Regions from separate parts of the Mus musculus genome. Here region 2 is linked to region 1. A link is a contact called in ENCODE POLR2A ChIA-PET data. All regions are on one chromosome and are shown on one strand. The core of a region is the stretch at or near the end of the contact, and the rest is flanking DNA. Distances in the headings are between cores, read along the strand shown. Region 1 holds the start of Fis1 (fission, mitochondrial 1). Region 2 holds the start of Ap1s1 (adaptor protein complex AP-1, sigma 1).

Evidence for each region. ChIA-PET counts read pairs that join two places held with the same protein, here RNA polymerase II (POLR2A).
Region 2: POLR2A ChIA-PET joins it to region 1 with 13 read pairs in Patski. The contact joins the promoter of Ap1s1 here to the promoter of Fis1 in region 1. POLR2A ChIA-PET finds 5 or more read pairs at or near these places in 3 of 5 experiments (Patski and embryonic stem cell).

The regions. Positions count from the first base shown.
Region 1 is chr5:136,959,154-136,965,153 of GRCm38, forward strand. Fis1 (fission, mitochondrial 1) reads left to right here and starts at 2,924. Exons shown (of 5, transcript NM_025562.3): 1 at 2,924-3,075; 2 at 3,846-3,978; 3 at 5,940-6,000. The coding sequence starts at 3,031.
Region 2 is chr5:137,042,283-137,047,769 of GRCm38, forward strand. It overlaps Ap1s1 (adaptor protein complex AP-1, sigma 1), which reads right to left and starts at 3,826. Exons shown (of 5, transcript NM_007457.3): 1 at 3,726-3,826; 2 at 782-960. The coding sequence starts at 3,728.

The DNA of each region.
Region 1 (6,000 bases), core at 1,674-4,173:
CCAGTTCAGTGCTGACACTCACGTGAGCTGGCATCTGAACCCACAAGTTAGAGAGCCTGCTTCAGACTGCCCTCACAAGCCCAGGTTGCCCCTGGTACTTCTGGGTGGCTGGGTTCACATTGAGAGCTTCTGGATGGAGAAAGAGCTATAACAGCTGGGCATTCAAGGAAGCACTCGTCACCCCTGGTTTCTTAGGAAAAGACCAGGTGCATGGGCTGTATGGGGACAGAGTAATTCATGCACGGTTTTCATGATTCTTCCACGTGACTGCTGGCACAGCAGCTCTGAATTCCACAGTTGAGAGCCGTTTATGGGAGGCTTCACTTGATTAATTATTGACTCTCTCCAGCCCTCTCCCTTCCCTAGTGAAGGAGGGGTGGGTTAGACACAAAGTTCCAAGCTTTTCATCTGGACTGGATTCTCCTGTGACCAGCCTCCATCCTGAAAACCACCCAGGGCCCAGTTAGTGAGAATTAAGTCGCTCCCATTCCTCAGGAAGATGCAAGGCATTCAGAACTACAGCGCCCCTGCGACCTCCGTCAGGGATCCTAACTGGGTGTGGTAGCTCACACCTTTAATTCCAGCATTTGGAGGCAGAAGCAGTTGATTTGTATGAGTTTAAAGTTATTCTGAGCCACAGAGGCCATTTCAGCCAGGGCTACATAGTGAAAACCCCGTGTTAAAAAAACCAAAACCGGGCTGGTGAGATGGCTCAGCGGGTAAGAGCACCCAATTGCTCTTCCGAAGGTCTGGAGTTCAAATCCCAGCAACCACATGGTGGCTCACAACCATCTGTAACGAGATCTGACTCCCTCTTCTGGAGTGTCTGAAGACACGTACAGTGTACTTACATATAATAAATAAATTAAAAATTAAAAAAAAAAAAAACAGGGATCCTGGGGACCGTGGGTCAGAGGCCAAATTTTATATATCTGTCACTTTGCCACAATGTTTGCGGTTTTGTTTGCTTTTCATTTTTAAAAAGATCTACTTTGTATGTACAAATGTATGTGCTTCTGTGTACATGTCAGGTGCCCACAGAGGCCAAAGGCACCCGATCCCCAACACTGGAGTTCTGGGAGGTGGTGAACCACCTGACAGAACTGGGAACTGAGCCCAGGGCTTCTGGAAGGGCAAACAAACAAACAAGCAAAGAGTTGCCAGGATCATGATGTCTCTCCGTGGTAATAGAAACCCTAAAACACCATGTCAGGTAGCTCATGACTACCTGTAACTCCAGCTCCAGGGCGGGGGTGGGGTGGGGTGGGGGGATCCAACACGCTCTTCTGAGGTCTAAGGTGTATCATCTTAAGGGATCAGGGTTTTTGTTGGTTCATTTGTTTGTTTATTTATTTTTAAAGATTTGTTTATTTATTTTATGCATGTAAGTATAAGTATACTGTCACTGTCTTCAGACTCACCAGAAGAGGGCATCGGATCCCATTACAGATGGTTGTGAGCCACCATGTGGTTGCTGGGAATTGAACTCAGGACCCCTGTAAGAGCAGTCAATGCTCTTAACCGCTGAGCCATCTCTCCAGCCCAAAATACAGCATCTTATGTGCTATTTGTAGGGGGAGAATGGCCCAAAGTAGCTAAATTAGACAACGTTGGCAACGAGAACACAGGATACCTCAGACATACACGTCTATCTAAGGACGAATAGCCATAGGCCAGGAAGAGAGTAGGATCCCGACAAACTGCAACCCTCACTCCTGTGAGGCCCAGGCCCCAGCCTCAGACCTTGCCAAGTCTGCCTGTGGACAGTGACACAGAGCTGACATTCCTTTTGCCCTTTCACCCAGGCCTCTGAGAAAGCCTTGGATTGTCTGGCTCCCAAGAAGAGTTCCTACCCCAGGCTGGACTCCAACTTGCTAAGCCAAGGATGATCTTAAACTTCCTCCTCTTCCTGCCTCCACCTCCCAAGCGCTAGGATGAAAGCCTGCATGACCATTCCCCCTCCCCACATTAGATGCATAAGGATAGGAGTTTTCTTTTTCTCAGTGCCAATCCCTGTACTTAAATAGTGACCGACACTTAGGAAATGCTCAATCAAAAATGAATGAATCAACCAATAAGCAACGGCAGGGCTAGAAGATAGATGTTCTGAATAGCAAAGACGGCAGGCACATGCAGAGTGCCTGTGATTACTGGAGGTTTCAGAATCATAGGGCAAGGGACAGCGAGTGTGCTGGCTAGTCCTCTGTCAGCTTGACACCCAAACTAGAGCTCTCTCAAAGGAGGGCCCCTCAATTGAGAAAAATGCCTCCATGAGATCTGGCTCCAAGGCATTTACATAACTGGGGGAGGACCCAGTCCATTGTGGGTGGTACCATCCCTGGGCTAATGGTCCTGGGTTCTATAAGAGAGCAGGCTGAGCTGGGTGGTGGTGTGTGCCTTTAATCCCAGCAATCAGGAGGCAGAGGCAGGCGGATCATGTGACCCAAGTTTTCCCCTTATAGCTGGAACCCAGGCAGTTGTGAGCTATGTGGGGTCTGGCAACAGAACATGAGAGCCATCCATGGGCCTTTAACCCTGGACTGTGTTTCCTGGGTTTTCTTCAGAATCCTATTAAGAATGGCTGTCCACTATGGTCATGTGACCCAAGTTTTCGGAGGGGGGAGGTGGGGGAGTGCGTGGAGCATGGAGAGGGTATAGCTACCAATTCCTCTTGCTTTATGAGAGACTGAGCATCTCTTTGTGAGAGACTACACTGAGACCCTCCGGCCCCTGGTACTCATTAGGATTTTATTGCAAACATTGAAGATAATCCAGGGTCCTAGAGTGAGGGGTTCTTACACTGGTTCCTAGGATAATGTGATGCAGGGAGGATCTAGGACATCAGGGGAGTCCAAAGAGAGCAAAGTATCCCAGCGTAGGCACTAGTGCCCCCGCCCGCCCCAAGGCAAAGGAGGAAGGGGCGGGGCCTCCACAGGTCGATGCCGGAAGTGCCTCTCCGCCCCTGCTACTGGACCATGGAGACTGTGGCCCAGTAGAGACCTTAGTGTGAGGCTTTCAGGGGCGGCGGCCATGGAGGCCGTGCTGAACGAGCTGGTGTCTGTGGAGGATCTGAAGGTAAGGTCTGGGACGGAGGAAGGAGAAGGGCAGAATTGGAAAGGGCAGTTCCTGAGGAGAGCTGACTGAGGCTAACCAGTGCCGGTTTCGTCTTTCTTGGCAAGCTGAACTACGGCTCCCAGCAGCCTCTGCGGCATCCTGCTTCTTGTGGGAATCGGCTTCGTGTCCCTAGGCCTGACGGGAATTGTAGCTTCCCGGGTTTCAGCAACTCAGACCTAGGCCTGGGGTCTTAGTGTGATGCAGAGCTGGGAATTTGGGGTACTCGTGTGCAGGGATGGAGTAGTATAGTCACTGGTGTAAATTTTCGCTAGTGTTTAGTTCCTCACGGTGCTATTTTCACCGCATCCTTGTAGCTGTGTTTTCTTTCCTCTCCTAGAATTAAAGTAAGGCAGATCCAGGCCCAAAAGAGTAGGGTGGGACGGGACCAGCGGCCTCAAGGGAAAGGCCATGTAGGAGGTCGTTTAGCTCTGGGACAGTATGTTTACTCTTCAGACACTTGGGGTCAGCTGGTTTGGGAGCAGTGCCTCCAGCTGCCACCAGGTGGCATCTCCTCTTGGTACCACTAGGGGCTGGGTTCACGGACCTTCCGAAGGGGAGGACACAGCATGGGACCCAGGGGTGGAGATGACAGAAGCTTCGGGGTACCAAGATCTACAAGGGAAAGGCGGCAGGGAGGAAAATATGATCTAACTGGGATTCAGACATCAAGTTAGCTGGAGAATGATTGCTGCTCTTTGTTGCTAAATGGTCACTCTTCTCTCTAATGACAGAATTTTGAAAGGAAATTTCAGTCTGAGCAGGCAGCTGGTTCTGTGTCCAAGAGCACGCAATTTGAATATGCCTGGTGCCTGGTTCGAAGCAAATACAATGAGGACATCCGCAGAGGCATCGTGCTGCTGGAGGGTAAGGCGCTGGGCCCCACTTTCCAGCCGCCAGCCAGCCTGACCTCTACTGTGCTTGACCTCACCCCTCCAGGACCCTTTCCAACACAGAACCCTCACCTTACAGCACATTTGTCATTCAGTAACCACCAGTAACTTCACTTGGAGAAAGGGCTAGATTGATTCTCTACGTCCCCAGCATCTGAACAGTCATTCAGATGGAAAATGCTGTAGGAAAAAATGCTCTCAGGCTGGGGAGACTCAGTGCATCCTGTCCAGGCATGAAGACCTGGGTTCAAATCCCCAGCACCCACAGCAGCAGCTGAGTGTGGCCATCCGAGTCTGTATAGAGAGTAAGCTGGAATCAGCTAGAGATGGCTTGTTGCCATCTTAGCCCAGGTTCAGTTGGAGACCCTTTCTTTAGGGGATGCTGTGGAGTGTGAAAGCACTGGCCGTCCTCTGACCTCCATGCTTCCATGTGCACACACACAGTGTACACAAAACACTTCTGGTATAGTTACTAATTGCCGTTAATATAGTGTTTACGTTGTATTGGATAACAGTCATTTGGAAAATTCTAGAGATTTAGAATATCTGAGGGGCTAGTGGTATCAAGGCTGTGTGACCCCAGCACTACAAAGGTGAAGACACAGGAACATAGTTCAGTAGTCGAACATTGACTGTGGAGATAGAGGCAGGAAGGTCAGAAGTTCAAGGCCAGAGTCAGCACATCCTGACCAAATTTGAGGTCAGCCTGGGCTACATGAGCTCCCTGACTCAAAGAACACTGCATCTTTGGGGACTATAGGTGCATTCTATGCAAACACCGTTTAATTTTATAGACGGGCCTGCCGTCTGTGCACTTTGAAGTCTGGGGGCTGTGTTGGCATAGTCCCAGAGGCTGTCAAGGGACGACGCTGGGAACAGAAGACTGCTGTATCATTAGTCAGTTGACTTTGACACAGGACCTCTAACCTGTGCGTCCTGCTTCAGCTACCTCAGTGCTGCGAGTTCAGGGGTGCCGCCAGCTCTGGGGTCTCTAAAAGCAAATACTGTCCCCCTACTTTGATCAGTTTGGACTTTTAGGTTTCTTTTACAGTAGAGCACAGCAGTGGGAGTGGTGTCAGCATTTGAGTCCTGTTTGGAGACACAGTGCAGACCCTGAGGAGACTGTAGCACTGCACAGCTATTTAGTGCCGAAGTGGTGGCTGCCGCACCACGGAACTCCAGCGCTAGAGAGGCTGGGGCAGCCTGATGGGGAGTTTGAAACAAGCCCGGGCGGCATAGTGAGTGCCTATCTTAATACCGTCCTACGGGGATACACACACACAGAATGAAATGAAAAACAAGTCAGACAAGGGTCACTCAGGGAAGATGAGTTATAGGAAAGGGGGGCAGGTTGTGGGCCTAGAGTGGTGATTCACACCTTTAATCCCAGTAGTAGGAGGAGTAGCAGAAGTAGGAGGATCTCTGAGTTTGAGGCCAGCCTGGTCTATAGAGTGGGTTGTAGGACAGCCAGGGCTACACAGAGAAACCCTGTTTCAAAAACAAAACAAAAGCTCAGTCTACGGAGTGCATGTTTGCTGTGTATGAAGCCCTGCTTCAATTCCATTCCCAGCACTGCATAATAAGCCAGCCGTATCCCAGACCATTCAGGAGGTGGCAGGAGGAGCACAAGTTCGGGCATTCTCAGCAAGATGAGTGTCAGGCGGGAGGTGACCTTGCAGTAGGACCCATGGCTGCCAGTGGGAATGCACCCATCCATACAGACTGCGGGGCTGGCTCCTGGTCTCCACCACAGGTGTTTGACAGGCTTACGGCTGTCTCGGGGCTGTAACTGGGAAGCTGCAGGTGATAGAAACTGGTAATGGAGGTCCAGGACCATGACCCTCCCAGGATCCTAGAGCAAGTCAGCGTAGCAGGACCCATGGAACACAGTGTTAGAAGGAGACTCCATCTTTCTCTTCTCCCTTCCCCCTCCAGAGCTGTTGCCCAAAGGGAGCAAAGAGGAACAGCGGGACTATGTCTTCTACCTGGCCGTGGG
Region 2 (5,487 bases), core at 2,576-5,075, 84 kb after region 1:
TCCTTTTTATTTTTGAGACATGGTCTCACTGTGCAACCCTGGCCTGGAACTTGTTACATTGTAGACCAGGCTGGTTTGACTGCAAAACACAGAGATCTACCTGCTTCTTCCTCTTGGTTTTTAACTTTCTTTCTTTCTTTTTCTTTCTCTTCTTTCATTCTTTTCTTTTTTCTTTCTGATATTTATTTATTTATTTATTTATTTATTTATTTATTTATTTATTTATTTGATTTTTCGAGACAGGGTAGTAGCTCTGTGTAGCTCTGGCTGTCCTGGAACTCACTCTGTGGACCAGGCTGGCCTCGAACTCAGAAATCTGCCTGCTTCTGCCTCCCGAGTGCTGGGATTAAAGGCGTGCGCTACCACTGCCCGGCTTGTTTTTTGTTTGTTTGTTTGTTTGGTTGGTTGGTTTTGTTTGTTTTTGAGTGACTAAGCCTGGACTAGCCTCAGACTTACTATGTAGCCAACTCTGTGCCTCCTTCCTCTACTTCCTAAGTGCTGCCGGGAGTACAGGCACACCTGGTTTATGTTGTGCTTGTGATCAAACCCAGGGCCTTGTGCATGCCAGGTAAGCACTCTATGAACAGAGGTCCATCCCTGGTTGGAAAAACAATTTCAAGATGAACTAGGGAAGTGAAGGAAGCGGTTACTCATGACCAACCAATAGATGCCTTGGTTCCTCACCCTCCCTGATTTCAGAGTTATTTCTCAGCCATTTGAACCCACAATGCAACTCCAGAGCAATTCCTGCACATCTATAAATAAAGGGACAGAGTGTCACCTCTTATAGACAACTTTGAGGTCCCTCCACTCCAGGAAGCTGCACATTTTGGGCTTTCTAGCCAGGACGACTTGCATGAGCTCTCGGACCATCTTCTTCCTCTCCTTGTCTGAGGTGGCCAGGTACCATTTTTGTAGCCGAAGTTTTCCCTGCCGGCTGAACAGTAGCATGAATCGCATCTGCAAGGGAGGAAGGACAAGAGATGAAGGGCAGAGAAGGGGGTTGGAGCCTCTTTTCCTCCACAAACATACAGCCCCAGACTCCCCCACTGTTCCTTGATACCTTCTTGAAAACCCCTGTCCTCGCTGTCAATGCTGGGTGTCCCCACAAGGAGGATCGTTTTTTTTTCCTGGGGGAAAGTCAAAGAATCTTATGCCTGTGATTTGGGTTCAAATACTGGCTCTACTAGCTCGAGTACAGCCTCAGGCAAATTAATGTATACTAGGCTAGCAAGATAGCTAAATCAGTTACCAAGCCCGATGACCCATGCTCAATACCCATGACCCACATTACAGGAGAGAACGGACTCCCACGAGCTGTCCTCTCTCCACGATCATAATGGAGCAAGCACCCACCCACACACATATGGTAAACTAAATGTAAAAACATTTTATTACACTTATTTGTGTGTGTGTGTGTATAGGTCAGAGGACAACTTTGGGGAGCTGGTTCTCTGCTTCTACTGTGTGAGCTCCAGGGATCAAATTCAGCTCGTCAGTCAGGCTCGGCCACAGGGGCCTTTACCCACTGAGCAGTCTGATTGGTTTTGAAAAGGATTAAGCAGTCTTTAAAGCTCCATTTCTTTATCCGCAGGATAGAAATAATACTTTCTTCTGGAGGTCTTTTAAGATTTGTTATTATCATTAAAGATTTACGTTATGTGTATGATATTTATGTGCCCACATGTATGTGTGACACATGCACGCCTGTTGAGTCCTCCGTAACCGGAGTTATAGATGGTTGTGAGCCACCATGTGGGTGATGGGAATCAGACTCAGGACCTCTGCAAGAGCAACGCATGCTCTTAACTACTGAGCCATCTCTCCAGCACATTTTTATTAGTTTTAATTCTGTGTATGTGCGCATGTGTCTACATAGTGGGTTTGTTCATTTATGAGGGTGCCTGACACACAGTAGGACTTGTAACATGCTAGGTGCTGCTATTTTCCCCTGACCTTCTGTTTCCTAACCCTGTTTTCCATGGAGAAGATGCCTAGCCTCATGATAAGCTGAGGCCAACAGACAACAGTTCTCTGTGTGTTCTTCTAGACGCCATGTCTCACAGACGCCCTACCCGATCCTGCCATAAACCTTCAGATGCCTCTGACTCAATATGGCCTCTCGTCAGTCCCATACCTGTCGATACTCTTCCCTGAGTAGTGTATATAAATAGAACTGTGCTTGGCAGAAATATTCAGATTTTACCCTCCATTTTTCTCCACCATCCACACATTTAGTTCCACATACTGCCTCTCTTCCCAGCTTTTTTTTTTTTTAGACAAGGTTTCTCTGTGTAGCCCTGGCTGTCCTGGAACTCACTTTGTAGACCAGGCTGGCCTCGAACTCAGAGATCTGCCTGCCTCTGCCTCCCTAGTCCTGGGATTAAAGGTGTGTGCCACCACGCTCGGCTTCCAGTTTCTTTAAAGCGTTCTTTTATATTCTTTTACACGTATGTGTGGGGCACCCACGTGCCATCACTTACATGCAGAGGTCAGAGGAGGAGTCAGTCCCCTCCTTCCACCACATGGCTCCTGGGAATGACCTCAGGTTATCAGCCACCCGGACAAGCTGAGCCGTCTCTCTGGCCCTCTTTTCTGTCTTTCTTTTGTGAGACAATGTTTCATGTAGCACAGGCTGATCTCAATTCCCTAAGTAGCGAAGGCTGCCCTTGGTTTTCTGATCTCCCTTTTTCTTACCTCTGAGTACCAGGTTACAGGTGTGCACTCTAAGGCCTGACCTTTCTTCTGAGACATCAGGTGACTGATCACTGGGTCCCTCAGACAGGGGCATAGTCACCCTGGAGGGCTCTCCTAGGGAATGTCTGTGGAATAACTAGCAAGCAGAGTCCTCACTGCTTCCCGCATGGCCCTAGTTTTATTACCAGTTGCAGAGGTTCCTCATTCCATATCCTGAACTCAATTCCCAGCAAACAGCTCTGAGAACATGGCCCGGGTTGGGATATCTGTGTGTGTCCCACACTTCCAGTTTAGCAGGTTAAGTTAAAAGAAAACAACACCCCAGAAGCTAGAAGTAAGTACTGTTGGTGGGGGGGATAGGGAAGGTGAAGAACTGAGGGAGTCCTGTGTAGTTAAGAAAAGGAGGTGACAGCTACAGCAGGAAGGCCTGGGTTCCGGAAAAGAAAATGCCCCGGAGAGGGTGGAGAGCTGGGATTGCCAAAGTAGGGAGTCTTCCAGAGCCTAGGTCCCCGACGGCAAACCCTAGAGCCCACCTGAGCCAGAACTCCGGGTGAGCTGTCAAGGAAGCGAGACAGGAGGTTCACTCCAGAGACCCGGAAACTGTTCCCTCCCACACCGAGCTCTCCATGGGCCATGCTCCAGTGTGGGCCTCAAGGGAAGGGGTTTCGGCGACCTGCAACCATCCCGAGTGACCCCGGCGCCCCAACCTCGTGCCTTCCCTGCGGCAGTGCCTGGGAGGGTCTTAAAGATTCCCAGAGTCCCGAGCGCTTCTCCAGGCTCGGGACAGTCCCGCCACCATTCAGCTCTAGTCCCCTCTCTCCTAACCAGCAAGACTCCTCCCAACCCCTGTCCCTAGTGCCATTTCCAGCTTCCGAGGTCAGCTCTCTCCAGCAGCTCCAGGAAGTGGATCCTTTGCGGACCACAGGGAAGACAGGGCGACTCCCACAAAGGGCAGCCCCCCTCCGGACCCCTGCAGGTACAGCCCACGCCCCTCGGGTCCCCGTCCCCTCCCTCTCCTCACAGCCTACCATCCTGCAGCCTCCAGCCCGGTGCGTCCCTCTCCGGCCACCGTAGAAGCCAGCTCCACTCCCAGTCGGATTCTTTTCTTTTCCCTCCCTCTCCGCTTGAAGCCCCGCCCCAAGGCCTCGCCGGCTCCAAGCACGGACGCATTGCGCAGGCGCCAACGCTGCAGCGACCCACCCCCATCTCATCCGGCGCGCAGGCGGGGCTGGAGGCGGAGAAGCGGAAACCATGGCAACCAGGTCCTTGACTTCAGTTTTGCAAAAGCCTGGTCGTCATGGTAACAGGGCTGTCTTGGTGGGTTGATTGGAGGATGGGAAGGGAGGGGGTAGAGGACAATGAGGACTTCGAGCTTTGGAGCATTTGTGGGGGAAAAAGGCGGGAAAAGGGTGAGAGGTGTATGCACGATCTTTGGAGCTGATGAAGAAGTTGGGAGGAATGATGTGGAAAACATCAGTCAGAGGGTGGTGATGGGCAGGATGAGGGAAATAGAGACCGGTAGGCTAGGAGAATAAAGAGTTCAAGGACAGCTCAGGGTTCCAGAGCAAGCAAGATCCTGTCCCCAAAGCAAACAAGGCAGGTGTGGTGGTGTATCCTGTGATCTCTACACTTGGAAGGCAGAGACAGGAGTTCAGCTGCAGCTACATGGCACGGTCTTGACCACCCAAGGCCACAGAGAGCCTGTCTCCAACAACAACAACAACAACAAAAGTGACACAAAACAGTGCAGATATGATGGTTCGGATTGTAAAGATGTTTCCCCAAACCCACAAGGTGGAAAGAAAGAACTGACTCCTGCAAATTGTCCTCTGACCTCTGTATAAGCAAGCACCCTAGCTTGTATACACCACACACACACACACACACACACACACATATATACACACACACACAGACAGACAGACATGGTCACAGGCAACACAAAATACACTTGTAAAATGTAATCTTAAAAAAAAACTAAACCAGGGATAAAAATCAGGGATAAAAAAATTGTTGAAAATGGGAATACTGTAACAGGAATATAAAGAATGGGAGGAAATTGTAAATTAAGGAGAAAGGGGAAGAAATGAAGAGAATCTTATAGTATTAAAGGGGTGTGGTGTAATCCCCATAGCCAGAAGGCTACAGCCAGCCTAGACTACACAGTGTGGCTCTGTCAAGCAAGCAAGAGTGGGATTCCAGAACTGGGTGTGGTGAGGCAAGTCACAATCCCAGCCCTGCAGAGGCTGAGGCAGGAAGAGCAAGAGGTCATGACCAGTTTTGGGGCTATGGAGGAATATGTGTGTGTGTGTGTGTGTGTGTGTGTGTGTGTGTGTGTGTGTGTGTGTGTGTACCAAACTGGATGTGCTGGTATACACCTATTATGTGATTATTTGGAAGGTACAAGCAGATGTACTAAGATCAAGAGTTCAAAATGACTCTTGACTACATAGCTAGTTCATTTTATGGACTGAGACACAATGTCAAAAAAAAAAATCGTTGAGCAACAAAACAATTTAGCCAGGCATTATTGTGCACATGCCTGTAATCTGGTCCCTGGGGAGGCAGAGGCAAGAGGACTGGTCAAGAGGGTTCAAGGCCAGACTAGGCTATGTAAAGAGAGCAGTGGGAGCTGGGCATTGGTGATGCACTCCTTTAATCCCAGCACTCAGGAGGCAGAGGCAGGTGGATTTCTGAGTTCGAGGCCAGCCTGGTCTACAGAGTGAGTTCCAGGACAGCCAGGGCTACACAGAGAAATCCTGTCTCGAAAAGCCAAAGAAACAAAAAAAA